Regions from separate parts of the Homo sapiens genome. Here region 1 is linked to region 2. A link is an interaction called in ENCODE POLR2A ChIA-PET data of the cell type or tissue named here. Cell type or tissue: HepG2. All regions are shown on one strand. Links, peaks and the distances in the headings refer to the core of each region. The heading gives the core; the rest is flanking DNA. Region 1 overlaps LINC01270 (long intergenic non-protein coding RNA 1270). Region 2 has its middle 79 kb from the start of LINC01271.

Evidence for each region. ChIA-PET counts read pairs that join two places held together with the same protein. Peaks named below come from ENCODE experiments on the same cell type or tissue, not always from the same donor. Only the 100,000 strongest peaks of a DNase experiment are listed, where the experiment ranks them.
Region 1: POLR2A ChIA-PET joins it to region 2 with 78 read pairs; 4 of 35 experiments call an interaction of 5 or more read pairs at or near these places.

The regions. Positions count from the first base shown.
Region 1 is chr20:50,300,072-50,315,103 of GRCh38, forward strand. It overlaps LINC01270 (long intergenic non-protein coding RNA 1270), which reads left to right. Exons shown (of 5, transcript NR_034124.1): 3 at 11,734-11,943; 4 at 12,281-12,359; 5 at 13,229-14,848. LINC01271 (long intergenic non-protein coding RNA 1271) reads right to left here. Exons shown (of 3, transcript NR_109950.1): 2 at 12,843-14,285; 3 at 10,640-11,178. Among named protein-coding and RNA genes, the nearest start is that of LINC01271, 14 kb to the right of the region's middle. RefSeq lists enhancers at 4,909-5,684, 8,463-8,974, 8,975-9,485 and a silencer at 5,981-6,275. In HepG2, for the core only: CTCF peaks have their summits at 5,990, 8,736 (motif pointing left) and 9,963; DNase peaks (open chromatin) are centred at 4,140, 5,480, 6,010, 8,850 and 3 weaker places; H3K4me3 peaks cover 2,352 bases.
Region 2 is chr20:50,393,310-50,408,341 of GRCh38, forward strand. No RefSeq gene overlaps it. Among named protein-coding and RNA genes, the nearest start is that of LINC01271, 79 kb to the left of the region's middle. In HepG2, for the core only: a CTCF peak has its summit at 7,294 (motif pointing right); DNase peaks (open chromatin) are centred at 5,912 and 6,912; H3K4me3 peaks cover 1,156 bases.

The DNA.
Region 1 (15,032 bases), core at 2,414-10,413, 94 kb before region 2:
GTACTAATAGGAGTGACAAGGGGGAAAGTGTTCCATTAGCCATTGGGTTTGGGAATTCCTGGGTGAACATTTGCCACAGGTGTTCTCAGTCTTGGATGCTCCAAAGAGCTCAATGAGCATCTAGGTGGTTAGGTCCTGTGAGTTACCCTCTGGGATATCTAAGGGAGTTTGTTCACTGTTTTTCTGACTTCATGAGTCCTGTTTGGATGCTGCTTCCTCCAAGGAGCCTTCTCTGAATCCCTAGAAGGACCTGAGTCCCCTTCTGTGAAGGCACCTGCCTGGAGCTCCCTTTGACTTCTGAATATTTTCCATCTTGGGTTGTAGCTGTCTGTTTCCATCACTTGATTGTGAGCTTCTCAAGGGCAGGGCCAGCCGTGATTCACTTCTTGGTTCTGGTATAGAGAACAGAATGGGTGGATGGAGCATTTAATGGGTGAAAAGATGAGTGATGACTTGATGGATGGGTGGATAGTCAAATGGATAATTTAATGGCTGGGTACATGTGTGGAGATAAGGGAACTGTTTATGAATGGATAAAATGGATGAAGAAATAGATCAATGAAAGAATAGATGAATCAATGAATGAGATAATTAACAATTGAATTAATGGATGAGTGAACACATGAATGAAGAAATTAGTGGATAAATGGAGAGATGGATGATGGATGGTTGAATAAATAAACAAGTGCTGGATTTTAAATTGTGTGATGGATGGAGCGGGTGATTTCATTGTTGAATACTGTGAATTACTGATGGATGAATGAATAGATAAATATATAATTAAATGAATGAATTAATACATAAAGTGATGGATGACTTAATAGATGGCTAGATGAATAAACAGATAAAGGGATAAATGGGTAGATGGATTGGTGATTCCATGAGTGAATGGGTGGGTGTATGGATGGGCAAATGGTTGGATGGATAGATGAAAGAGTGGGTGGATGGATGAGTGAGTGGACAGAAGAATGGGTAAATGGATAGATGAATGGATGGGTGGGTGGGTGGATAGGAGAATGGATAGGTAGATAAATGAATGGATTGGTGGGTAGGAGGGTGGATAATAGAATAGATGGATGGGTAGGATGGATGGATGGATGGATGGATAGGAGAATGGATAGGTAGAAAAATGAATGGATTGGTGGGTGGGAGGGTGGATAATAGAATAGATGGATGGGTAGGTGGATAGATGGATGGGTAGGTGGATAGATGGATGGATGAGTGGGTGGACGGATAGGCGAATGGATGGGTAGATAAATGAATAGATTGGTGGGTAGGAGGGTGGATAAGAGAATAGATGGATGGATAGGTGGATGGATGGATGGAAAGATGGATGGATGGTTAGATTGATTGGTGGATGAATAGATGAATGGGTGGATGAGTGGATGGGGAAATAGGATGGAGGAGTACATGGATGGTGGATGAGAGAATGAATGGATGGATAGGTAAGTTGGATGGATATACAGGTGAATGCATGCTATGTCATAAGATCGGAACTGAGGTCAGGAGGCAGGAAAATTCCTGTGTTCCTCCCTGATGCAGCAGTATCAAGTTTTTGAAGTTTGAAAGCTTAGTGAAAACTTTGAGTCAAATCTCCAGAAAATTGCATATAGACACAAAATGTTAGCAACTTTATGGGAGTGGTGGTCATGGAGCCTAAGAGCCACCTACAGACCCAAGGTGAGGAATCCCAGTGCAGTCTTATGTATTATTTTTACTCTCTGAGCCCTGATCTTGGAGAGGAACCCAGGCCCAGTGGAGGGAAGGCAGCTGAGATGGGGACAGGTAGTTTCCTAAAGGAGAAGACACTTATGTATTCATTCATTCATTGCACAACATTGCTGTGACCTTTCTGGATGCCTGGGAGAAGATAAAGGTGCCTCTCATAAGTGGCAAGTGTTTGGAGCTTGAAGTCAGACAGATTGCATTTTTAATCTCATCTCTGATATGTACTGGCTGGGTGACCTTGGGAAACTTACTTCACCTCTATAGACCTTCTCTTCTTCATGTATAAATAGGGACAGCAATAATGCCTACCCTATTGGGTTGTGAATATGTCAACAGGTATGTAAAACATGTAGCCCAGTGCTCAGTGCATAGTAAATGCTCAATAAATGTCAGTTCTTCTTTTTCTTCTTGCATGACTACTGTTGTCTTGCACTGGGCCTATGCAAGATGCTGCTGAGCCCGAGATATCCAAGGCATCATCCTGGCCTTTTGAAGTGTCCGCAGTCCATCAGGGAACACAGACAAGTAAGCAGAGGTTTCCATTCGCACAGGGTGTTGGGGCTGAGATAGGGAATCCTAAGACCTCATGTTCAGGGTCATCTGATCCTCAGCATCCATTCCTATTAATATCTCTTTCTAGCAAGAGGCTGCAGAGACTGGAAGGCTACACGCCGCATTCCCCAGCCTTCTTTGCAGCAGGGGCTCTGAACGCTCTGCAGGTCCCGCCAGGCAGATGCCTTCCTGTGAGAGTCAGGAAGTGGGGGCCGCCTTGTTTTTTCCTGGGCTCTCTTTCTGCTGGTGAGCATGGTCATGGGATGGATTTTCTTGCAGCAACCTTGGCGTCCGGTTACCACTCTTGGGGAGTCTAGAGGTAGGGGTGGTGGTGGTGGCTTCCTCATCTCCAGATGGCTGGATGGTGCTGTGATACGTTCTCAAAGTCTACAGCTCCTCTGTGGCCTCCTGATTCCCCACCATCCTGAGTGGCTGGCAGCTCTCCTGAAGGTCCAGTTCTGCTGTGTGGTGCTGGTGCCTCTCCAGCCCTTCTAGCAATGTTGTGAGTGTTCAATTCCCTGTGTTGGATCCTTTCTGCTTAAAATGCCTGGAAGGAATGCTGTCTCTAAAATCCAAAACAAACACAAAATTTGGAAGGGTTTCTGGTTGCCATAACTGTAGTTTGACTCACACATGGTGGGAGGCGGGGAGCACTGTAGGACCTCAGCAGGTACCTAAACCAGACTTAGGGGGTCAGAGAAGGTTTACGAAGCTCATGACATGTAAACTGAATCCTGAAGGGCATATATGGAGTAGTCAGACAAAGAGTTGAGTGGGAAGAACACACCAGGCAGAAGGAATAGCCCGTGCACGGCTGGGCACAGTGGCTCACACCTGTAATCCCAGCACTTTGGGAGGCCGAGGCGGGCAGATCACCTGAGGTCACGAGTTTGAGATCAGCCTGGCCAACATGGTGAAACCCCATCTCTACTAAAAATAAAAAAATTAGCTGGGCTGTGGTGGTGCATGCCTGTACTCCCAGCTATTCGAGAGGTTGAGGCAGGAGAATCTCTTGAACCCGGGAGGTGGAGGTTGCAGTTAGCCAAGATCGTGCCATTGCACTCCAGCCTGGGCAACAGAGTGAGACCCAATCTCAAAAAAAAAAAAAAAAAAAAAAGGAACAGCCTATGCAAAGGTTCAGAGATCAGAAAAGACATCGTGGAGAAGTGGGTAGTTCGGGCTGGCTGGAACATACAAATTGTAAGGGAGAGGTCAGAGGCTTTAAGGCTGGCCAAGGTGCTACACTTCCTTTGAAAATAATGGGGAGCTTCTGATAGTAAACAGCAGAAAATAGTAGGTGTCTTTCAGGCTCCTGCAGGAGGCTGAATTTGAGGGAGAGGAAGTATCGTTGCAGGGAAAGTAGCGAGGTGGCAAGGAATTGCAGCCACCTGAGTGAGAGGTGATGAGATTGACCTGGCATGGCAGCCTCAGAGGAGGGGAGGGTGGATGGATTTGAGGGAGGTTGAGGACGAGACTCCCAGGCTTTGGTGACCAATTGGGTTGGAGGCATGGCGGCGGGAGGCTTTATGGATGATGCTCATGTTTCTGGCTTTGGACGCTGAACAGTTGTGCAGCCTTCCAAAAGAAGGGAGACAGGCAGAGGGACAGTTTGGGGGAAGTTGCTGAACTTGCTTTGGGCATACTGATTTGGAGGATGCCTGGGGGCCATCCAGGAGGAGGCATCGGGGAAGTGTACAGACATGTGGTCAGAGGCTGAGACAACAGATTGGATATGGACAACCACCCACGACTTTGGAGAAAATGAGTGAAATATTCATTCAACAAATAGCACAGGGGAGCCTGAGACACACTATCTGTTCATGTCTGAATACCTGGCAGTGGGCCAAGGGCCTGGCTGCTTGTTCAATAAGCCAGGAGGAAGCGCTGGAGCAAGACTTGGAGGGTGGGCTGGGTTCTACCAGGAAGAGACAGGATGAGGGCCCAGTGGTCAAGTGCGTGAGGCCTGGGTTTAAGTCCAGCTCCTCTGTGTGTTGATTGCAGGGGCCTGGGCCAGATGTTTTCCCTCCCTGAGCCTGTTTCATCTGAAAATTGGTTATAAGGGACATGGTGAAGCTTCAAAGTTGTGCTTGTGGAAGCAGGTAGCTTGGAGCATGGAGCGGACTTTTGGGGGACAACTTGGGACACAGAGAGTCACCCACTTCCTGGTGTGGCAGAGCCACGGGGGATGGGGAGAGAGAAATTAGGATCCGCCTGAAAAACATCCACAGCTGTGTCCCATGTGAGAAAGGAGACCTCGGCTCCCGCCCAGGCTCCCTTTCACCCCCCAGCCTGCTGGAGCTGGCGGGCGGGGGAATCATCTCCATGGAGTGGAGGAGGGGACCAGATGACAGAAAACTTCTCCACGTCCCTTGGAGCTGCTGGAGCTGGGTCCTGGCCACCGTCCCAACCCATAGCTCCTGACTCGGGGTCAGGCTGAGATTTGCTCCTTCTCTGCCTGCTCCATTCAGCTGCAGCGAACAGAGGCTGCAAACTGGAGGCCTCAGGGGCCCAATCTGGCGCCCAAGCCTGTGGGGCTTTCCTCAGCCCACATAGAATTTTTAAATGAATGAAGCCAATATTTAAGAATCTGTGGGTACTACATAAAAACCTGTGTTTTGATTCCCTCTGGAAAATCAGGGCACGGAGCATCCGATCATATTGGGCCCTGTTCTCTAGGGACCACCATCAACCGGAGCTGAGAGGTGACTGTCTTCAGACAAGGCATGTGCCCCAGTCCCCACCACTCCCTCTTGTCTCTCTGATGCTGAGGCCAAGGAATAGTAGCTATTTATCATCTTACCCCAGCCCACTCTGCTCATTTTAAATTCCTGCCTGGTCCCTGGTGACACAGTTTTCAACCCCAGAGCCAGTCTCTTTTTCCTCTAAAACCACCCAGACTTTGGCCCTGGTTCTAGGCCTGAATTGGCTTCCCAAGAACCCCAGTCTCTGAGCTCCTCAGGGTCATGGTTTACCTTTCCTTCTGCCCCACAAGGCCCAGCACCACCCCCGGGGGACGATGACGGGCTGAGACTTGGCTGGTGTTGGGGGGCCGGCTGGGCCTGTGGGAGGCAGACCCACATGTGCTCTGAGATGTGTCAGCTGGGCCTGGTCACACTCTCTGCGGCTCATCCCTGAGGCATGTGGAACCAGGCGCTGTGCTCGTGGCCCAGCCAGGGTGGTAGGCGGGGCCAGGCCCGGGACATGGTGTATGTCAAGGCCACGCACAACAGGCCTGATGTTCCAGCCGCAAACACATTGGTTGGAAAGAGGAAAGGAGGAGGGAGAGGCAGAGCCGCTTTAAAGACAGTACCCAAAATACAGAGGCAGAAAGAGCCGAACTCACACTGTAAGTTGCTGTGTGACCTTGGGCACGTCACCTCACCTCTCTGAGCCTCTAGCTTAAGATAGAACTAAGGACAGACCCCAGCTTGCAGCCTCGTGGGCATATGCAGTGGTACAGTGGCTGATGTGGGGCCTAATGCCTAGAAGGGCAGCCTGGAATGGAGGCAAAAATCACAGACTTTGGGGCCAGATGAGGTTGCCACTTGTGAGCTGGGTGACCCTGGGCAGGTCGCTTCTCCATCTGCATCCCCAGGGAAGGTCCTCACCAAGTTATTCTGCCAAAAAAAGAATCCATTCACCGAACAAATATTTATTGGGCAATTCCTGTGGGTCAGGCGCTGGGGACATGGCAGGACATAGGACGGTCAAAGGTCTCTGCCCCCGTGGAGTTCACACTTGTGGAGAGAGCAGGCAATACACAAGATAAATAAGTTGCATATTGCATTTGAGAAGATCCATGCTAGGGAGAGAAATGAAGCAGGAAAAGGAGATGGGATTTCAATGGGCGGGGCAGGAACAGCCTGGTGAGCAGGTGACAGCTGACAACGATCTGTAGGAGGTGAGGGAGGGAGCCGCGGGGAGGGGAGAGTGTTCCAGGCAGTGGGAACGGTGCACAGGCCCTGAGTGGGGGCTGTGGCTGTTGTGTTTGGGGTGTAGCAAAGAGGCCAGTGTGTGGAACAGGGTGAGCGAGGGAGAGAGACTAGGAGGACGTGAGGGCCAAGAGGCCGTGGGGGGCGGATCCTGCAGGGCCACGTGGGCTGTTAAAGGACTTTGGCTTTTTCTCTGCAGGACATGGGAGTCATGGAGGGTTCTGAGCATAGAAGGGACGTGGTCTGACTTCAGTTTTCATGGATCCCTCTGGCTGCAGTGGAGAATGGGCTGGAGGGGCCAGGGCCAGGACAGAGGCAGGGGGGATAGTGGGGAGGTGATGGCAATAGTCCACCCTCTGTTTAGTGATCCTGGTCCTTCCCCGCTCTAAAGCCTTCCTGACTTCCCATCGCCTCTGGACAAAGCTCAAACTCCTTAGCGTGACATTCAAGGCCCGCTTACCTGACTCTAGCTGCTCCCTGCCCCGGCTCCTCACTCTCCACAGCATCCCAACCAGATATCCTTCCTTCCCTGCTCCACATGCGGTCCACCTTTGCCCGTGCTGTTTCCTCTGCCAGGAATGCCCTTCCTGTCCCCCTTTGTGACCCAGTTCATGTAAGGCTGAGTCCCACAAGCTAGGAGATAGAAAAGGAAGGAATAGAGGAAAGGCTGTTCCTGGGGAGGGTCAGGGAGGGCCAGGTTTCGGCTCCCCTCTTCTTCCTGGAATTCATCCTCCATGGCCTCCGCAGCTGAGGGCAGGCTCAGGAGCTGGGAGTGGGGCTGTAGCCCACACGACCATGCTGTGTGACCTTGGGCAAGTCACCCACCCTCTCTGGGCCTTGGCTTTTCTGCTCTGTAAAATGGGGAGGATCCTGGAGCTCCTCATGGTGGTTCTGTGCACCCAAGGGCTGTGGCAACTGTGGGAATAATGGCATCCTGGGGAAGACATAACTGCACTTCCTTGCCCAGCCACGACAGGCCAGCTCAGGGTGGCCCTGAGCTGATGCTAGGGGTAGCTTGCAGGAGGGGTGCCCTCTGAAGCCCTGAGCATCTCCAGTTCAGTCACCCCTGAGTGACCTGAGCACCTACAGTGTGTCCAGCCCCAGCACTGTGCTTGAGCACGGACAGAGGCCAGACAGCCTGGTTTCAAATCCCAGCTCTGTCACTTCCTAGCTGTGTGATCTGGGCAAGTAATGTAACCCAGCTGGGCCTTGGTTTCTCACCTGTGACATGGGGACAGTAAGAGTGCTCTCCTCCTGGGAAGCTCAAAGAAGCCAGTGTGCTCCTATAAATACCATGCTCAGTGCGTGGAGGAAGCAGCTTATCAAGGCCAACTAGCATTTTTTTTATTATTATTATTATTATTATTATTATCACCACTGTCATTTCCTGGCTTTGTGGCCTCAGGCATCACTTGCTTCACTGTGCCTCAGTTTTCTCCTCTGTGAGATGGGGTAATAGTCCCACCTTCGAAGAGTTGCCATGAGGACTGAGCCTGACGCATGTAAATGAGCCTGGAGCAGAGTAGGTACTCTGTGATTTTTGTTTGTTTGTTTGTTTGAGATAGGGTCTCGCTCTGTTGCCCAGGCTGGAGTGTGGTGGCAAGATCTTGGCTCACTGCAACCTCTGCCTCCCAGGTTCAAGCGATTCTCCCACCTCAGCCTCCCAGGTAGCTGGGACTACAGGCGTGCGCCACCATGGGCGGCTAATTTTTGTATTTGTAGTGGAGACGGGGTTTCACCATGTTGGCCAGGCTGGTCTTAAAACTCCTGACCTCAAGTGATCTGCCCGCCTCGGCCTCCCAAAGTGCTGGGATTACAGGCGTGAGCCACCGCGCCTGGCCTCAGTCTGTAATTTCTTAAGAAAAACATTTCAAATGCAGAATTTATTTTATTCACTACCATAAGTCATCACTGATATATGAATAGTCCCTATGAAATCCTTTGTTATTCCTCTAGTCAGACAAATGCTCGTTTGGTTTAATCTGACTTAACAAATTAACGAGATGAGGAAGAAAATTCCAGGCCTTGGGACATTCACTGAAGCCCAACCAGGCACCAAGAGACACATGTCCTTCTAGTCCTTCTAATGAAGAGTGGAGGAAGATCAACACGATCCTTATTTACACTTCAAGTCATTATGACTCTGCAGCTGGGTGACCTTGGGCAAGTCCCTTCCCTTCTCAGACCCTGAGTCTCTTCTTTCCTAAAATAAGTGTGATAGCTTCCTACCTGCCCTGTCTAGCTCACAGGATTATGGTCTGGCTCCAAGACATCACGGCTATCATTTATTAAGTCCCTCCTGTATGCAAAGTCCCTCTTCCTGACCACCCTGCCTCCTTCCAGGAGGGAACTGGATGCTGCTTGTTTTCAGGACAGGACAGTGAGGCTGGGGAGGTGGCGGAGGATGCTGCCCAGGGAGAGGAGGAAGTAGGGGGCTGGGGCTGGCTGGGCTGACGCAGCTGTGATGTCAGACACCCGCCACAGGCAGCCGGCCCAGTGCTAACTGTGCGCTCTCTGCTGGTCTGGCCTGGCGCCTGCCCCCTCCTCCCCCCGCCACCCCCCTTAACCCCTTCCCGGCCTCCTCTTCCCAGACGGCCATCCCCCAGGCCCAGCCTTGCCCACAAGATTCCCAGATTTCACAACTGGGGCTGGCGCTGAATCATGTACAGTAAGTCCGGGGAGAGAAACTCCCGGCTGCCTGGCGTCCCCGGGACAGGACAGCTGCCAAGCCTGCCCTCCCTCCCAGGGGCCCACCGGCAGCCAGGGATCATCCCCTCTGGGCCCCTGACCAGCTAGGGGGTGATGGGCGAGACACACAACCTCCCTTGGCTGTGCCAGGGATCAAGGGACCGTGTGGTTTCCAGGGAACCTTCAGGCTCTGGAGGGATAGGGGCAGGCCAGGGTGGTGGGAGAGGGGTCGAAGTGGCCTTGTATTCAACCACGGCCTGCCACCAAATCACTGGTGACCTGGAGCAGTCCCTAACTGTAACTCTAAGTTACGGTTTCCTTATCTGGAAAGTGGGGATAATCACAGCCCTGACCTCACAGGTGGCTGGAAGGACTCTGAGAAGATCTGTGTACAGTGCTTACCGCAGGAAGCGCCCAATAAATATTATTATTATTGTTGTGACGTCGAGCTGGTCATGACACGCTTTAAGACCCTGGAGAAATCATCCAGTTCTTTGGAGGACGTCTCCCCTGAAACACCCACCCCTCCCGCTGTGATACAAATTACATCTTATCTTTTCAAAACTTCTTCAGTACATCAGCAAACATTTATTGAGCACCACTGTGTTCCGTGCCTGCTACCAGGTCCTGGAGATACAGCAGTGGACAAAACAGAAAGACATTTAAAAGCCCTCTGTTCTCGTGGAGCCTGTATTCTAGCTGAGGAGAATCAGACATTTGAGGTCATTTCAGTAAGTGAGCAGGGCTCCAAAGGAAATAAAGCAGAAGGTGCGATGGAGAGAGCCTGGGAGGTCCCCTCTGATGGGGTGACATTTGAACAGAAGCCCCAACAAAGAGGAGAAGCCCACGTGCAAAGGCAGGGGGTGGGAAACGGTGCTCCAGGCAGAGGGAACCGCAGGTGCTAAGGCCAGGCTGTGGGATCCTCTTGTTGAAGGCTCAGCAAGGGCAGTGTGGCTGGAGCAGAGGGAGTGAGTGAGGGGCAGAGGGGTGGGAGGTGAGCTTAGTGGGGCCCCCACCCTGGAGCAGCTCTCCTAATGCCAGGCTCTTCCTGAAAGTGGCCACCTGGTGCCTGACTTCTACCTGTAGGGGCAGCCACCTGACAAGGGCCCAGCTTCTTCCCATCCGGGGTCCCAAGGCCCCGGAGCTGCCTGCTCACAGTAGAAAGCCTCATTCCCAGGAACCCCACGGAGGGCCAGGCTCCCCGCCCCTGCCCTTTGCTCAGGCTGCCGCTGGGACTCCCCTGCCCCTCCCGGAGGATGTGACCCTCCCTGCCTCTCAGCCGCTCAGAGTGTGGGCATCTGCATCTCGGAGTCTCAGTGTGCCCACCTGTGAGATGGGCACCATGTTGCCTCAGGGAGGGAGTAAAAGGAGGAAGGGAGCTCTGGCCTTAGTATCTGTCCCCTGAACCCTGGAAGAAGGAAAACATCGGGGCTCACTGGGGACCAGGCTGTGCGTTCATAGCTGGACGGAGAGCTCAGGCGTGTGTATGTGCGTGTGTGCATGTGTGTGCATCTGCGTGTGTGTGCATGTGTGTGTGTGCACGTATGGGGTGGGGGAGACGGGGGTGGCATCAAGACCCAGGAGCCACAAGAGTGAGGAAGAGGGAAGGGGTGGGCTTCCAGGGACAGGGGGCAGTCAGAGCCTGGTTCTGGCGCCCAAGTGGGGATTGGGGCAGGGGGAATAAGAGGCCTGCCCTCCCTCCTGGGGGCCCAGCGGCAGCCAGGGATGATTTCCTGGGATGTTTTAAAAATCATTTATTTCTAGAAAAGTCTTTCATCATTTCCCTTCAGGTCACGGAGGCTGAGATGGCTGACGGGGTAGGTGGCTGTGGCCTGATGTGTCACTTTTGGCCTCAAACTGAGGCAATGGGGACGAAGTGGCTGCGAGGCGCAGTATCTGGCATATGTGTGAGAAACAACCACAGTGCCCTGGGGAGGGGCCACGTCCTCACCCCGCACCGCCAGGGTCTCAGCGTGTCTCCCAAAGGTCATGTGGGCCTTTAAGAGGTGGTTGGGTCCTGAGAGCTCTGCCCTTATGAATGGATTAGTATCATTATTGCAGGAGTGGCTTCATGATGGAGAGAGTGGATTTGTCATGAAAGTGAGTTCGGCCATTCCTTGCTGTCTCACGTGCCACCTCTTGCCATGGGATGCCCTCGCCATGGGATGACAGCAAGAAGGCCCTTGCTTGAGTGAGCCCCTCCATCTTCGGCTCTCCGGCCTCCAGGACTGTTAGAAATACATCTCTGTTCTTTGTAAATTACCCAGGCTGTAGTACTCTGTTATAGCAACACAAAACAGACTAAGACACTACTATGTAGATGAAGAAACAGGCCCAAGAGGTGAGGAGTGTTGTCCAGGTCTTCTGGCCAGAGGAGCGGCAGAGATGGGATTTCAACCCTGGGACTGTGTGGCTTGTGACCACTCCTAGCTTCAGCCCTGCCCGGTGCTGAGGGGTTTGGGGCCAGAACGATGGCCAGATGTTTGGGCACACTGGGCCCTACCCACCTGGAAAGAGGCTGGCCTGGGGTTGAATGAGAACCAGAAGTGACTCAGGCTAGGACCCCTCTGCACCCTCCCTCAGGCCGTGGGTAATTACCTGCCCAGGTTAATAGCGCCCACTTCCCGCCACCTTTCATCAAGGCTCCTGGAGCTGCCAGGCAGTAATTAACCCTCACAGCACCCTTCTGAAGTCAGCACTGGAGGCAGACGTGTGATGAAACACGTTTATTACAGGTAGGTAAACTGAGGCAGAACCCATTGCAGCCTGGGAGCCTAGCCTGTTGTTCCCCTGTGACTCAGCAGCTCAATCAATCTCTGCTTTCTTCCCACAGGAAGCACCAGTTAGCCCAGATGCTTCTCATCTTTGGAGTTGAGCTGCAGGCTGGAGACCTGGAAGGCCCTCGCAGCGCCTGCTCCCATCCTCTCACCTCACGAAAGCGCAGGAATGTGGGTTTGGAGCCAATGAAAAGTACTGGAATCTGGCTCTGCTCTGTGACCCTGGACAAGTCACTGCCCCTCTCTGGGCTTCAGTTTCCTCCTTGGTAACACAGAATGATTATACCTACCCCTTGGGTTTGTTGACCTGAATCTACCCCTCAGTCATTGCCTTTCCTTCTTGCTGCAGCCACACTGGCCCCTTGACAGTTCCTTGAACACAACAAGCCCTTTCCCACCTCAGGGCCTTTGCATGTGCAGTGCCAGATGCCTGGAATGTCCTTCCTTCCAATCTCCCCATGGCCGGCTCATTCTCATCTTTCTTGGCTCAAATGTTACCTCCCCAACCTAGACAGCACCGCTGCCACCTCTTCACCCCGTCTTACTCTTCTTCAAGCACTTCTGGAGGTATCTTGCTATTTATCTTGTTTATATCTTTTTCAGCTCCATGAGGGCAGGGGATTTTGTCTGTTTCATTCACAATGTGTTCCCAGAGCTCAGCACAGTGTCAGGCACACACTAGGTGAGTAAGAAACAATTGCTTCCTCTACCTCTTCCCCTGCTAGCCCCAAGTTCAGCTAACTGGCTGTGTGACCCTGGGGATTGCTTTTCACCTCTCTGGTCCCTTATTCTCCCTTGTGGACAAAGGATGGCCTGGGCATGAGTTTCTTCAAGGACTCGGGTAGCAGTGAAATCCCTGGGACCCTAGCCTCAGTACCTCCCCAGGCAATGGGGTAGAGAGCAAGAAGGCAGGTGAGCAAGGACCAGCCTCCGCCACGCAGACACCCTCTTTCCGGCTTCTCTGTCCTCCTACTTTGCCCTGGGTTTGTGGACTTACTCTGGGCAGATCTCCACGACCAACCACCCCCTCCCTTGGCATGTCTGTCAGCACCCTTGGGGGAAAGAATTTGGAAAGGGGAGGGAGAAAAAGAAAGCAGGGTGCGAGGGGCTGGTTCCCACACCTGTGTAAATAATTTGTCATCTTAAAATGCTCAAGTATGCTCACCTTTAATGCCTGGTTCTTGGGCTTATTTTCCTTGGCAAGGCCCCCACGGGAGTGGAATTTCGGCCAAAGGGAGCCCAGTTGTCATCTTCTAAACATGTTCCCAGGCCGGGGGCCGGGGAGGGCTCTGGCTGATGCTCCACTTCCGTCCCCAGAAGTGCTGGAACGTTCCTGGGATCTAGGGAGCTGACTCCAGTCCTGGAAGCTGTCCCAGAATTCTGGAATGTTGGAATTCAAACGGCCTCCTGCCCATTTTCCGGAGGAGGAACATAAGACCCAGAGAGGGGAAGGGGTTGGCCTGAGGTCATACAATGTGCAGAGACGAGCTAGAGTTTGCTGGGAGAAGGTGCGGGTGTGTGGACAAGTCAGCATCTATCTCCCATTTTCAGGTAACAGCACCTCGACTTCCTACTGAAGAACCCCCTCTTCCCTTTTCTCAGTCCATGAGGCTGGGGGTGCCCAGAGGCCTCTGTCTCCAGGGGTGGACATGTGACCGGGTCTTGCTCTAGTGATTGGTCCAGGGATGGGCACATGACTGAGCCTGCCCAATGAAACTTGATCTTGGGACTTCAGGGTTGGCCATGATTTGTGAAGGAGATGCCATTTTCCATTGGATGGACAGTGAGCAAGTGAACGCTTAGAGAAGAAGAGGACAAAACAAGGGAAAAGCCTGCCTGACAGGAAGCAGCACAGAGCTGGACAGGCTTTGAACTCCTGGATCCCACTGTACCTGAAATTAGGCACCTTCAACTTTCTAGTTATGTGAGCCACTGTCTTTCCCATTTTTGGCTGAAAACAGTTGGGACTGGCTTTCTGTCCCTTGCATACAGAAGGTGCTGACTGACCCCTGCCCCATGGAAGAAGATACTCCAGGCAGAGGAAATAGTGTGTATAGACACCCCTAAGCGAATGCCAAGCGGGGCACTCATGTACCAAGAAGAAGGAGGAGGAGGCACCTGGGAGCTGAGCTTAAGAGTTAGTCGGGTGGTCAAGGTGGGAGAAGGGGGTATCTTTAGCAGAGGGAACAACCATTGCAAAAGCTTGGAGGGGTGACTAGTTAGTGAAGATCAACTGTGTGCTGAGCTCGTGTTGGGTGGCAAGGGACACAGACGAAAAGGGCACGGTGGAACCCAGCTACTTCTCACCTGCTCCAGCGCAGTGCAGGCTTGTCTGCTTTTGGAGCCGAGCCTGGACACCTCCGTGTCCTTCCCCCGGCAGAGTGCTGCCAGCACGCTGTCTCAGACTCTCCAGCATCTCCTGGTTGATGTGCATCATGGGGACCACACAAGATTATTTTATAGGCTGCACAGGCAAAGCATAAAATCACCTCGGGTCACATAGCGAGAGTTATTCTCTCTGCAAATTCTTTACAGTCTTTCCTTTATATCCAGAAGAGTCTCTGTGTGGTGCTAACTTGCCTCGAAGACCAAATAATTGCTAGTCTCCCTTTGTGAAAAGGAGAGCAGGTGTCAGGCTCATTCATGTCTCAGGCACACAATTGTATCTAGCTAGACTTTTCAAAATGTCCTATAGAGCTGCAGCACATATGAATGAGGTGTCCAGCTGGTCCCAAACCTGTAATCGGCACCCCAGTGAGCAGACTGGACATCCCCACCCCCACAGCTGCCCTTTCTCCCCTCCACTCATGTTCCCTCTAGGGCCACCACGATCCCGACTTGTATCACCACAGATGAGTTTCACATGTTTTTGAATTTTACATCTTATCTGTTTTCTGTTCCTATACAAGTTTGCCTTTTTTGAATTCCATATAAGTGGGATTCTACAATGTGTTATCTCAATTTGAGTCTGTTTTTTTTTTCCTGCTCAGCATGATGTTTTTGAGATGCATATATGCGGTTTTGTGTATCTGTAGATGGTTCTTTTTTATTGCAGAATAATGTTCCAGGGTATGGATGTACCAAAGCTTGTTCATCCATTCACCAGCTGAGGGATATTTGGACTGTTTCCAGTTTTCAGCCATTATAAATAAAGCCACTAGAAACATTTGCAAACAGGTTTTTATGTGAACATAAATTTTTGTTTATCTTGGGTAAATTTCTAGGAGTGGAATTGCTGGGCCAGGTGGCCAAGTGTATGTTTCACTTTATCAGAAACCGCTGAGCTGTTTTCCAAGGTGTCTGTACCATTTTTCATCCCTACCAGCAATGTATGAAAGTGTCAGTTGCTTCGTAT
Region 2 (15,032 bases), core at 3,206-11,205:
AAAAGATTAAGTCACTTGCCCAGGATCCCCTGGCAGGCTGGTAGCTAGCTGGGATTTGAACCCACGTGGTTGGGTCTTGGAGCCTGGATGCTAACCATGGGGCCGTGCTGCCTGTATATATGAGCAGACCAGGGAATAACACTCAGGGCCCCAGGGAGTGGCCAGAGACTCAGTGATCATGGCCTCCCCTCCATACACTGCCTGTCCTGGGTACAATCCTGGACCCGAGAGATCTGAGGGTCGTGGCTCCTCCTGGTACACAGTTTGTACCCACAAGTGTGTTTATTTTGCAAAACAGTTTCCAGCAGTGCCCACTCTCTGCCGGACACCTGGTTTCCAGAAAAAATGCAGACCCCTCCACTGTACTTAAGATGGTGGAGACAGGCCGGGTGTGGTGGCTCACGCCTGTAATCCCAGCACTTTGGGAGGCCGAGGCAGGCGGATCACCTGAGGTCACGAGTTCGAGATCAGCCTGGCCAACATGGCGAAACCCTGTCTCTACTAAAAATACAAAATTAGCCGGGCGTGGCAGTGGGCGCCTGTAATCCCAGCTACTCAGGAATCACTTGCACCTGGGAGGCGGAGGTTGCAGTGAGTTGAGATCGCGCCATTGCACTCCAGCCTGGGCGACAGAGCAAGACTCTGTCTCAAAACAACAACAACAACAATAAAAGATTGTGGAAACAGATGAGTGCCTAGGCTGTCACAGCCCAGTGAGGGACGGCAGGGGCCTGGGGGCAGGGGGAGGTCGGGGGAAGCTCCCTGAGGCAGGGCCATCTGAGGAGAAGCCCAAGGAAGCTGACGCTGGCATCCTTGAACAGCTGAGCTGAGTGCCGCAAGGAGGATCCGCCCAGGAAGGCCCCGGTGAGAGGAAGCCCGTGTGCTTGGAGAGGTGGATGTGGTCACAGGTGGCTGGAGTGCTGGAGAGAGTGGAAACGTCAAGAGGTCGGCCTGGGCTCGGCCACTTACTGTGTGACCTTGGGCAAACTTCACCGCTTTTCTGAGCCTCAGTGTCCGCATCTGTAAAATGGGAATAGGATAGCAGGGTACCTCCTGGGGTGGTTCTGAGGATGCGACGCGTCACTGCGTGTGAAGGTCAGCGCCTGGCATCGGGAAGGGCTGCATTGGTGTGAGTCGGTCTTGTTGCTGTGATTATGATGAATACGAAGCATCGCGTTGTCAGCCTGCACGCCACCTCCCCTTCCAATCAGCTCCTCAGATGCAGAAGCCGTGAAGCTCCCACAAGTTCATGGGGACAACCCGTGTGAGACCAGTGAGGACCCCCTGCCTGTGGGGAGGGATGTCTTCCCAAGAAGTTTCATGTCTGCCATCCCAGACCCGGGATCCAGGCCGGCGTCTACACTCCCTGGGGTTCCCAGCTTCAGGCAGCTTAGCCCTCTGCCCGGTGTTTGCTCTCCGTGTCCCTCCTGTCCTTTTGTGTATGACACGTGTCCTTCCCCCGCTCCCTTGAGCTCCTTCCTCATCTTCACCAATACGATTTGTCAGTCACTCTCAATGCCCAAGTTCCTCTTTTTCAAGCACGTTAACAATACGAATTGCTGAGAGTTTTTGAGCACTTGCTATGTGCCTGATACTTTCATTCATTTATTCATTCAGCAAGTAGCCTGAACACATCTTGTGTGCATTGGAGATCTTCAGAAATAACAGACAAAGGTCCTTGCACTCCCTGCTGGGCTTAACATCTTGCGGGTGGGGAGTGGAGACGATCATAAAGAAACCGGCAAAGTCTACAAACTATTCTTTGTACACATAAACTCCCTGAATCACAATAATAACCTTATGAAAGGTTTTCCCCTATTTTTCAGGTGAGAAAAACCAAGGCTCAGAGAGAAGGACTTGCCTAAAGTCACACAGCTATGAAATGTCCGAACTGGGATTCAAACCCACACCTGTCAGACTCCAGAGCCTGTGCTCCTTCTCTCCCCGGCAGCCTGTCTACTAAGATGTTGGCCCAGCTCCACATACAGTCATCTGCCTCGCCAGCAGCACATTTCAGAAGCTCCACAATGTCTGAGGTCGGGGGTGTCGGTGCCCAGGGGCACAGCTCACTCCCACAAGGCCCCGGGCAGGGTGAGCTCTGCCCTCCCTTCCAGCAGCCTCTGACCAGGAAGGCCAAGTACACGGTCAGTCTCTGGCCAGAGCCTGCGGGAACAGGACGTCCTGGTCCTCCTGCCCTGGTGGGGCCCAGCAAGCTATTTTTGGGCACGTTTATTGATGGGACACGGGTGCCCAGCTGGACTCCTGATTCAAGAGGAAGGCCCCAGGCTGGCCCAGGGTGGTTCTGCTTCTCCAGGCCCTTGGCTGCCTTGGGACAGCAACCATCTGCTACACCCCATGTCAAGGGTGTAGCCTGAGCTGGCTGGCTCCAGGAAGAGCAAGGGTCCCCACGAGTGTGGATAGATTTTGGGGGGGGGTCACACAGACTACAACTATTTCCCAAAATTCTGGAGCCTGATTAATTCATAGGCAGGCAGAACACAGAATGAGTATGACAACAGGTTTTGAGGTTAGACTTGAGTTCAAACCCCCGCTGTGTCCTCTGCTAGCAAATTTACCGTGGGCAAGCCAGGCCAACTCCTGGAAGCTCCGTTTCCCTGCCTGTGAAATAATAACAATCCTTACTCACGGGGAGGGAATGAAGCTTGAATTAGATAGCCCCCACAGCTCAAAGCCTGGCATACAGTAAGTACTCAATAATGAATAATAACTTTGCAAATAATGATTGACAGCTGACATTTATTGGGAGTTTAGCAGGTGTGAGGCAGTGGGCTAAATTATTGACATTTTAAAAAATCTCACTTCACCCCCCCCAACGATTCCTGGGGGAAGGTGAATGATGCACTTACAGGTGCCATTATCGTTCCCTTTTACAGATAAGAAAACAGTTCACAAAGAGGAATGATTTGCCCGATATCACCCAGCAGATGTGTGGCAGAAAAACCCGCTGGATGCGTGGCAGAAAAACCCGCCTTTGAACTCCGGCCCTAAGAGAGGACAGGGCCAGGCTGCAGAGCTGTGCCTCACGCCCTCCTTTCCCTCCCACAAGGACTGGTTACAAAGACCCCGTCAACACCTAAGTCCACGCCGTATCGTGCACCCCTCAGTCACCCCCTGTCCCAGAAGGTAACCTCCTGGGCCTTCCTGTTGATGGAAATTCAGACACCAACATCCCTGAATATTCCCTTGACCCTTCTTCCTGCCATTGGGGTTATTTTGTTTTCCTGGTTCATCGGCAAGAAATCTGCAAGAAACTGGCTGGGTTGGCAAAGGCTCTGGGCTAACTTGGAGGCCGCTATGCTGTGTATGCTGGGGTGGGTGCTGGGGGCCTGGCGGGCAGGGGAGGGCAGAGGCTCGCATGCCGGGGCACCTCAAGGCCCAAAGTCAATGCAGTGTTTCCTTGGTAAAGTGCCCTCCTGGCCTGCACCTGCTTACAATTCAACGCAGTGCCCTGAGGGTACATTGCAGCCTCCTTTGGCTGAAAGAAGCAGCCTTTTGTGATCTATCCTCTGCCTTTGTAGCCTTCTTTCCCACCACTGGATCCCCTCCAAAAAGAACGTGCTTTGCCCTGCTTCCAGGCCTTTGGCCCTGCTGTGCCCTCCTCCTGGACCACCTTTCCTCCATGGTTCTCTTACCACGTGCTTCTTCTCCTGGTACTTCAGGACTCCTACACTGTGAGGCCCTCCCAGAATCCCCCCAGCCCCCTACTTGGGGTTGCCACTGCGACAGAGGGACATTGCTTCCAGAACTACGTTGTACTCTAGACTACAAAGCCCAGCTGGTGAGCTGACACCTCCATGTAGGTTTCACGCAGGCCCCTAACTTCACAAAGCGGAATACTCCATTTATTTCCCTCCTGAAACCCCAGCCCTGCCCACCTGTCTTCCCAGCTCAGGAAACAGTGCTGCCCTGTTCAGACCAGGTCCTGGTGGCCCCTTGGTTCCTGTTTCCCTCACCCCACACATCCCAAATCTTGCTGACTTGACTGCCAAATACATCCCAAATCCATGCCCTTGTTGCCACTTTCACAGCTACCACCGAGGTGCAGGCTTGCCACTGTCCTTGCCCACCTGAACCGTGGCAGTGAGCTCCTCCTCCCTGGTCTCCTGGCTTCCAGCTTTGCTCCACTCAATCCACACAGTCAGAGGAAATATTTCAAAAGACAAACCAGCTGGGCGCAGTGGCTCACGCCTAATACCAGCACTTTGGGAGGCCGAGGCGGGTGGATCACCTGAGGTCAGGAGTTCGAGACCAGCCTGGCCAACATGGCGAAACCCCGTCTCTACTAAAAATACAAATAATTAGCCAGGCTTTGTGGCTTGTGCCTATAATCCCAGCTACTCGGGAGGCTAAGGGAGGAGAATCGCTTGAACCCTGAGGCGAAGGTTGCAGTGAGCTGAGACGGCGCCATTGCAGTCCAGCCTGGGCCACAAGACTGAGGCTCCATCTCAAAAAAAAAAAAAAGAAAGAAAGAAAAAAGAAAAAAAAATCTGGTTTACTGCTAAATGTTTAATGACACCTTCTCAACAAGGGGGAGCCCTGATTTTTACATGTATCCATTTCGGTGGTGTAAATAGTCCCACCATGGTCCATTTGGAGCTACCAGTGTGACTTACTGAGCATGGCATTGGGAAGAACTTGTTGTACTATTTCCACCGTGGGATATGGCATATGATATGATACAACACAACAGACGTCAATCACTTCAACAACACAGAGAACAGTGAAATGGTGAGAAAGTGGTGATCTGTGAGCAGTTGTTACCTTTGTTTTTGTTGTAACTTATTTAACTGGAAGTTCGTGCAATTTAATTCTTAGCGATGGCTGTGTGTGACAACTAGCTTGCAGAATTCGTGAGCCAGTAGGAGGTGGTGCCAGCAACCCCACTGGTTGAAAGCGACACGAGGGCAAGGATGTTTCCACATTGTTCCCGGCCGTTTCCTGGGGCCTGGAACAGTAGAAGGAGCTCAGGGTAGGTGTTCAGGCCGCATTTGTTGACTATTTTATAGTGCACCTGTTTGCATCAGAGAGCACAAACTGTTTGCCTCAACTTGACTTCATGGGCTGAGTCCAGCCCACAAGCAGGTGTCATTTGGCTCTCAGAATGTTTTGGACATTTTTACAAAATTTATTGCCAACGTTTAAAAGTCAAGGGTTTTGTTTTTTTTTTTTATGAAATCTCACATAAACCTAGATGTGTAGCTTCTCCTGGAAAATCAGAAGCTCTGGACCCGACTCCCTTATGACAACAGAGGCTGGAGCGGAGGGGCGCGCAGCCAGCCCCTTCAGACTGGGCATGGGCTCGCCAGTTTCCGCAGGCCCCACCCCTACCCGCAGTCTCACACCACGCCCACTTCATTCGTTCACGTAACCTGCTGGGCCTGCGGATATTTAAGTTGCAACTGCCATCTTCGCCTCCATCTTAGCACTTGTCACAGTGTGGGCCCGTCACAGTGTCCCTGCCAGACAGTGAGCACCTTGGGGACAGGCTCTGTGAGGGAGCCCCCCGGGGTCCCCACTCCTGGTACATAGTAGGTCCACAGGTTCTGGAACTAGATGAAATGTTTGTTGTCCAGTGAATGCCAGCCCCCACCCAGCTATCCGAATTGGGGCACGCACTAAACTCAAGCCCCGACCGGAATGTGACAAAGAGGTTGGCCGAGGCCAGGGTTTAAAAATACCCCAGGGCTGGTCAGCTGCGAGGTGCTTGGAGGTGTTGAAACAACCAGGCCAACGCTGGCTGGAGGCCAGTGCACCCACTTTGCTCTGTGTGATGTGGGCTAATGGGAGGGGTCACTAGCAGGTCCTGGCGTGCGGGGGTGGGGAGTGGGAGGAGTAGGTGCAGCCCCCTCCCCCACAGCCCTGCTTGGGAAAGGTCAGAGATGTTTATAAACAGCATGGGGTGACATGACATAATTTCACATAAAGGGTTACCAGGCAGGGCATGGACACAGGGCGGCCTCCTCTGATGTTTCCACGCCGCGGTCTCCTGGCATCAAGAAAGCCGGGATGCTGCTAGCACTGTGGTCTCCCCACGGCCTTCAGAACCATGGCCCAGCCCGCTGGAGCCAGGCTTAAAAATAACGCTCCCAGCACAGTCTCCTGGGGGACAGCCAGCATGGGGGCTGGACAGGGAAGGAACAAGCTCTGCTGGAGCGCCCACTGGATGCCAGGCACGTCAGAGGCATGAGCTCATGGAGCTGCACACAGGCCTTGGGAGGGAGGGACTGTCATCCAGATGGGGAAACTGAGGCTCAGGAGTGGTGCCACTGGCTCAGTGTTTCCCAGCAAGTGGCAATGCTGCCATGCCAATCCATGAGACAAGAGTGACAAGAAGGCAGGCTCTGTGTCACGCCGCTGTTCCCGAGTCCCTGGCACAGCGTTTGGCCTTAGCAAGCCTCAGGAGGCAGCTCCCATGGAACTTGTCCAGGATCGAAACCCGCTCTCCCACCACAGCTTGTCTCCGTCAAGGGCAGCCCATCCTTCCAGATGCTCAGGGCGGATACCAGGGCATCATCCTCAACTCCTCTTTTTCTCTCACCCCCACACCTGGTGCTTGCTGCTCCATCCAAACACAGCCGCCCCTCCCTGCCCTGGCCCAGCCCCACCTCTCTCACCTGACCCCTGCAGGAGCCTCCTTCCTGGTCTCCTGCTTCCACCCTCACCCTAACAGTCTTGCCTCCATCAGTGTCCAAGGTAACACACTAGACTCGTATCATCCATCACCTGAATGTATTAGGATGCAACAGTGAATAGAACACACATGTCCCCGTCAGCGTGGAGCTGACATTACGGAATGGGGGAGGAAGGGGGCATCAGCCTTCACAGGTAAATTAAATAGATCATGTTTCCAATGGCAGTGAGTACTAAGGAGAAAAATAAGCCGGGGAAGGAGGAGGGGAACATCAGAGAGGAATAAATCTAAATAGGGAGTGGGGGTGCAGGGCAGGAAAGGTCTCACTGAGCAAATATTTGAGTACGGCTTGAAAGAGATGAGGGATTGGGCAATGGGGATTTCCAGAGGAAGGGCATTCTTGGTAGAGGAAACAGCAAGTGCAAAGGCCCGAGGCCGGACCGTGCCTGGCATGAGCGAGGATGGCAGAGAAGAGGCCAGTGTGGCTGCAGCAGAATGAGTGAGGGGCAGCGTGGGAGGAAGTGAGTTCAGAGGGGTGAAGGGCAGCGCCCATAGAACCTTGCACGTCGAAGGAAAGACTTAGCTTTCCTCTGGGGTAGGTGAGAGCCATGGAGGGTTCTGAACAGAAGAGGGCACAGTCTGACTTCGTTTCTGAAAGAATCTCTCCAGCTGGGTGTAGAGGATGGGCTGTCAGGAGCCAGGGGGAAGGGGACAGTCAGGGTGACTGCAGTGGTTCATGCAGAAGAGAATGGTGAATGGGCCCAAGGGGTGGCTGTGGAGGTGAAGAGGCGGGGAGAACGGATCTTGGACTCCTGATCTGTTCTAAGGTGGAGCTGCTGGGGCATATGCTGCTGGACTAGATGCGATCAATAGAAATCAAGAAGCCAAGGATGTTTGGGTTTCTGCTAACACAGGAACAGAAAACCAAACACTGCATGTTCTCACTTATAAGTGGGAGCTGAACGATGAGAACACATGGACACAGGGAGGGGAACAACACTGGGGCCTGTTGTGGGGGTGGGGAGGGAGAGCATCATGATAAATAGCGAATGCTTGCCGAGCTTAATAGCTAGGGGATGGGTTGATGGGTGCAGCAAACCGCGATGGCACATGTTCACCTATGTGACAAACCTGCACGGCCTGCATATGTACCCCGGAACTTAAAATCTAAAAATAAAAGCCAAGGATGGCTCCAAGGTTCCAGATAGAGCAGCCGGAAGGATGGAGCTTCTGCCTTACAGAGATGACCAAGCACCAAGCTGGGCTCTGGGAAGGATGGGAGTGAGGCGGCGGCCCTTCCCCGGGGGGCACCGGATCCTGTGTGAAGGTCATCCTCAATACAGTGGGCTTTGCTTTATGAAATTCCCTGCTGATTCACATCAGGATTCTTCTCCAGCTCCTCCTTCCCATCCCTGTCCCTGAGTCCCTTGTAAATTTTGCAGGAGCCACCAGGTCCCTCCTCCCCTCGATTCCTGAAGAGCAACAAACGCTTCTATAGCACTCATGTGCCTGGCAGGATCCTAGCCCTTTACTTAAACTTTGTGAACTCATCTGATCATCACAGCAGTTCCAGGAGCTGGGGACTCTTATTACACTTATTTCATAAATGGAGAAAAAAGGCCCAGAGAGGTTAAGTCACTTGTCCAGGATCACACAGCTCCAAGTGGTAGAGGCAGGATATGATCCCAGGCAGTCAGGCCTAGGCCTCATGCTGTTAACCACTACACTTACTATCTCACCCTTGGCTATGAGGAGTCAAACTGGGCTTGAGAGATTGGGTGAGGGGAGAGGGCTTCAGCCACCCCTTCCACATAAAAGAAACAGTTGCCGTTTTCTGAGTACCTCTCCTGTGCCTAGTTCTATACCCAGGCTTCCTCTATTCTGCATATCAACAGAAGGGGTATCACAAGGATTGTACCCATTCTACAGATAAGAAAACCAAGGCTCAGAGAGGGGAAAAGCCATGTCCACAGTTACAGCCAGGACTGAGAATGTGGAACTCTGGGACTCCAGACCCCATTCTGTCCCCTCCTCCACACTGCCTGTGCTTGTCACCCGCTTCCTGCCTTGGTGGTGAGGGGGGTGCTCAGGGGTCAATGGCCGCACTGCATTTTCTTCTTGCTGGAAGCAGAAGGAGGACAGGAGAAGTGACACATTGCACAGCTGCACGGATTCCCGCTCTCAGGGCTCGTAGATTTTGTCTGGCACAATCAACATGTCTGAGGCCAGCTCTGGGCCAGGTGCTGGAGAGACCGAGATAGGAACACAGAGTGGAGGGTGAGAAAGATGGAGGCCCTAGGTGGCTTTGATGAGATAGACAGTGGTGGGGTTGTTACAGAAGTTCAGAGAAGCCGCTCAGAGGAGCAGGTGCACATGAACCTTGTGTCCTGGCAGCTTCTTCACTTCTCTGGATCTCAGTTTCCATCTCTGTGACACGGGGTGGTCATACCTGCCACCCCATCTCACAGAGCTGGTCAGGACTAAAGGTGAGCGCCAAGGGGGCATGCACTATCTCCACCTTGCCCTCTGCTGTCTTCCAGGACAGAAAGAGCACAGGCCCCAGCTTGTTGTAGGCATTCTGGGGACCTGGCACACAGGAGGTGCTCAGGGCCTGCTGGACGTATGGAAATAAAGAAATAAACTTCTTTGGGACTTATTTTCTTCCCCCATAAAGTGAATTATTTCCATGCACCCATGCACTTTACAAAGACATAGACCCTCTCAACCACCTGGCAAGGCGAGTACTAAGATCATCTTTGCTTAACAGGTAAGAAAAACGGACACCTAGAGAAGCTACGAGATTTCACCAAGGTCCTAGAGCTAAGAAGGGATGGAGCTAGCATTTGAATTTCACTCCCTCTGCCTCCTCAGCATTCACAGAACTAATTGCAGAACTAAACTAATAACAGCTTGTGTTTTGTGGAGCATTTATTACATGCCATGCGTTATTCCAGACACTTCACATATATTAACTAATATTAGTATCTACCTCAAATGTGTGGGAGAGATGATATTTCCTTCCCATTTTACCCATAAAGAAAGAGGTTAAGGGGCAGGAGCAGTGGCTTAGGCTTGTAGTCCCAGCACTTTGGGAGGCCAGGTGTTCGAGACCAGCCTGGGGAACATAGCAAGACCCCCATCTCTACAAAAAACAAAAAATTAGCTGGGTGTGCTGGATCATACCTATAGTCCCAGCTGCTTGGGACGCTGAAGTGGGAGGATTGCTTGAGCCCAGGAGGTCAAGGCTGCAGTGAGCTGTGATTGTGCCACTGCATTCCAGCCTTGTCTCAAAGTAAAATTTAAAAAAAAGAAAGAGGTTGGCCAGGTGCGGTGGCTCATGCCTATAATCCCAGTACTTTGGGAGGCCAAGGCAGGTGGATCACCTGAGATCAGGAGTTCAAGACCAGCCTGACCAACCAACATGGCAAAATCCTGTCTCTACTAAAAATACAAAAATTAGCTGGGCATGGTGGCAGGCTTCTGTAGTCCCAGCTACTCGGGAGGCTGAGGCAGGAGAATCACTTGAACCCGGGAGGCGGAGGTTGCAGTGAGCTGAGATTGTGCCACTGCACTCTAGCATGGGCGACAGAGCAAGACTCAGTCTCAAAAAAGAAAAAAAAAAAGTAAATAAATAAATAAATAAATGAAAAAGAAAAAAGAAAGAGGTTAAGTAACTTGTGCAAAGTCACAAGTAATTTGCAAAGCCAGGATTCAAACTCAGGCAGTCTGGCTCCAGAGTCCATGGTCTTAAATCACAACACCCTGCAGGAGAGGGTTGGCAATGTCATCCCAGGCACAGAGTCTGGCACACGGGGAGCACTTATTGGATTGTGAAAACCTAGCAAACCACGAACAGACAAGCAGGGCTTTCCTATTCTGAACCACACTGAGGTCTCCCTTAAGAATTCACTTATTTCCATTTCTTCCTGTGAGTCCCACTTGACAGAGAAGAAGCTGCCCACAGACCATTTTCCCCCTTCTTCCCCCTCCCTCTAGGAAAATTCTGGGCAGCATCCACCAGGTCACAGCTGCCAGCCAGAGGACTGGCTAGAGCAGAGTTTGGCCAGGTTATCGGGTTTCGTGGTCAGCCACCTTCGCCCCTGACCAGAGCTGTCTTTCCAAAACAGAACATTCAGTCACTGCCTGTCCCTGCGCCCAGCTGTCCTTGTGCCCCGACCTTGCTCTCTGCCCACCGGCCCAGGGTTTTTCCTCGTATTCTTGTCTCTTACTGATATCTTGCAAAGATGACCGGAGCAGAGGAAAGAAAGTCAGGGAGCAGCCTGAGAGAAACGATGAGGAGACAGAGACAGAGAAAGAAGAGACAGAGAAAGAGGTGACAGATGGACAGAGGAGAAAGAGGAGACAAGAAAGACAGAGAAAGAGGAGACAGAGGCGACAGACGGACAGAGAAAGACAGAGAAAGAAGAGACAGAAAGACAGAGAAAGAGGAGACAGAGATGGAGAGACAGAGCTGGAGAGAAAGACAGAGACAGGAGGGCCCTGCAGGTGCCATCTGCCCTCCAAAGCTGTCTCGAGGGCAGGGTTTGTAACCTTGCATCTCCACCCAATGCATCTTGACCTCCCAAGGCTGCAGCATCTTCTCCCAACAGCCCCCATCCTGCCACCAGCCCAGCAGGTCCTAAGAGACCTCGTTTTCCTTCCCCCCTCACCTCCATGCACAATCCCTCACCTAACTAACTCCTCCTTATCTCCCTTCCTCCAGGAAGCCCTCCTTGCCCCCACAGCCCCTCTATGTACCCTGATTACACCTCCCTCATACTTTGTGGTTCATTGATAGGTTCGCCTCCTCCACTGGAATGGCAGCTCCTCGAGGGCAGGGTCTGGATCGGTCTGGCTCGCCCTGCATCCCTGCACTCAGCCCAGTGCCTGACTCATAGTAGGTGCTCAATAAATGTTGGTTGAAGGAAGGATTAAGCCAGCTGCTATGTGTCAGCTCCTTGGAGAATCCTTCCCTGGTATGGCTTACAACTGTTTGGACTTCATCGTGTGATTATTTGATTTAGGGTCTGCGTGGCCTCTGGTCCGAAGAAGGCAGGATCTGAGTCTGCTGCATTCACCCTTGTCTTCCCAGCACCTGGAACAGTGCCTGGCACAGAGTAGGTGCTTCAGTATTGGTTGAATGAATGAATGGATGCATGAGCAAATGAATTAACCATTAGCCCTCTGGAGGTTTTGAATCATATTTTTTAACCCATTTGAAGCAGTTCAAATGTTCCCCATTGCCTTTCAAATCAGACCCCAAGTCCTGTCAAGACCTAGGAGGCTCTGCAAGATCTGGCCCCTGCCACGTCTCCAGCCTCTGCCCTTCTCCCGCCACCCCTACAGGCACCGATGTCTCTAGGGTGCCCGGCGTGGTAGCAGTTCTCATCCCCCTCCACACCCCACCATAAGTCATGTCAACAGAGCTGGGTTGGTTTATTTGTTTTTTTCTATGAACAAGACTGCCTAGAAAAATGGAGCACTTTTGCACAAACAACCTCAATGTCACCCATGGACCTTGGTCACTGTGGGACAGTCTCCAAGGTTTGGCCGGCCAGCTTCCCAGGGCACTGACCTGAGAAAGGGTTTGCGCCCTGGTCGCTCCGTCCATCTCCCACCCGACCCTCTAAAGGGCTGGCTGGCTGGGTGGGAGGGGTGTCCTTGGAGCCCCTGAGTCTGACCTTCATGTTCTGCAGGAAGCCAGGGGAGGGGACCCAATGGAGTGGACCCCACCACATCCTTTAGGCTCAGACCAGGCCTTACACCCTCCAGAAAGCTGCCTTGGCCACTTTCCTGGCATCTCTGGACTCCTGTTCTCACCCTAATTGCATCTCATATCATGCTTGGCTGAAATTCTCTACTGGACAGTTTCTTCCACTGGACTGTGCTCCAAGTGCTTAAGGCCAAGTCTTTTCTATCTTGGTGTCCCCAGAGCCCAGATCTGGCCTATGAGGGTCATCAGCAAACATGCAGTGAATGAACAAAGGATTATTGAACAAGCGCTTCCTGCCTTAGTGCATGCTGACCTCTGTCTTTCTTACTAGGATGGGGTCCCAAGGACCTTGTCTCTTTTATCTTTGCTCCTCAGTGTCTAACACTGCTTGACACATCAGTGGCACCATGAAACATGTGTGGAATAAACAAACAAGGCCTTCCTACCATCCATCATATCTGCCTCTCCTCCTGGACTGGGAGCACTATGAGGTCAAGGACCAAGCCTTATTTATTTCTAGCTCCTCTGAGTCTAGCACTGGACCTGGTACAAAAGAGATGCTTGGTAGGTACTTACTGGATGGATGGATGGATGGATGGATGGATGGATGGATGGATGGATGGAGTTGAAACTGATGGATCAATGGAGGAATGAATGGAAGGTTGGACAGAGTAAATGAATAGAATGGGCGGATGGAAGTGCAGGTGGGTGGATGGATGGCAGATGGGTGAATGAAAGGCTGGATAGATAAATACTACAGTCCAGGTCGTGAACGTGGGAAATATTGCTTTCTACCCCCCCCACACAAAAGCCACCATTTTAGAAGAGCTAAAATCATTTTAGAACAGCTAAAATGAGGCCAGAGAATGACTCAGCTAGAGTTTCTATGAGAGATATTTAAAAGAAAAAAAAATGTGAGAAAGACGGGTCTCGGAGGCTCTGAACTTCTTAAGCAAAACCCTGTAAGTTGGCCGTGCTCTCTTGCAGCGTTTATGTGATATTTTATGGAGGGCCTGCCATATTTAGTGCCCTTGGGTTTGGTCTGGAAGTTGAACGAAATTTCAGATGTGGACCCTGACCCCAGGTTGCTCAGAGTCAGATATATGCCCATTCATCCTCAATGCGTCTTCTTGTCGGGGTGTCCAAAGAACAAAGGTTTGGGAAACAAACACAGATTTGTATCCTGACTTCTTTTCTGTGTGACCTCAAGCAAGTATCTTGGCTTCTCTGAACCCTGGTTTGCTCATCCTGCTTTGCAGGGTTGTTGCAATCACACAACAAGCCCATGCTTATCAAATGCTGAGCCCAGGCTGGGATTGCTGTTGATGATTGGTAAACACTAAACTGGGCCTCAGTGTGCGAAGCTGCTGACTTGCTGTGTGATGTTGTCGGAATGTCGGGACTTTTCTGTTCCTTCATTTCAGCTCAGTGGCATTCATCCTTAACAAGGGCCGTGAACTAAAGAAGAGCTCAAGCTGGGGAACCCAGTAGACCTGGGTTTGGGATCCTTTGCTCCCCGGCTGCATGGTTTCAGACAAGCCACCGTGTCTGTCTGAACCTCAGTTCCTGCATCTACACTGCAGACCTCCTTGCTGTTTCTCAAGCACAGCTGTCACCCCTGCACCCAAGCTCTCCTTTGGCAAGAGAGCCATAGAAAGTGAGTTCCTGGCATCCACCTTGGGGACGTGTGGGCTTCTAAATGCGGTGCACCTTGAGGCACTCCAGAGCAAAGAGGGGTGCAGAGGGATCTGGAAGGGCAAACAGAAGACACCTGTCTTCTCACCCTGTCTGGAAGAGGACCCCCATTCCATGTGGTCCCACTAGCCTACTGATTTATGTTGCCAATAGTTTATACCACATGGCTTTATAGAACATGTTTATTCAGCGGGGCACGGTGGCTCGCACGTGGAATCCCAGCACTTTGGGAGGCCGGGGCAGATCGCTTGAGGCCGGGAGTTTGAGACCAGCCTGGGCAACGTGGTGAAACCCCATCACTACTCAAATTACAAAAATTAGCCAGGCATGGTGGCACATACCTGTAATCCCAGCTACTCAGGAGGCTGAGGCAGGAGAATTGCTTGAACCCAGGAGGTGGAGGTTGCAGTGAGCCGAGATCGTGCCGCTGTACCCCAGCCTGGGTGACAGAGTGAGACCCTGTCTCAAAACAACAACAACAAAAGAACGTGTGTATTCATTTATTTTTCCTAGTCTAACTCCCCACCTGATACTCCTGTCCGCTCCATGAGAGGAGAGTTTCTGTGCATTTTTTTTTTTTGAGATGGAGTCTCACTCTGTCACTCAGGCTGGAGTGCAATGGCACGGTCTCTGCTCACTGCAATCTCCGCCTCCAGGGTTCAAGTGATTCTCCAGCCTCAGCCTCCCAAGTACCTGGGACCACAGGCACGTGCCACTACACCTGGCTAATTTTTGTATTTTTAGTAGAGATGGGGTTTCACCATGTTGGCCAGGCTGGTCTCGAACTCCTGACCTGTTAATCTGCCCCCCCTCGGCCTCCCGAAGTGCTGAGATTACAGGCGTGAGCCACCGCGCCCGGTCTACGTTTCTGTATGTCTTGATTGCTTTTTCATCCTCGGGTTCTAAAGCCTAGACAGGCACATGGTCTTTGTTAAGTAAATGTGTTGAATAAATGCATGTATGAATGGATTA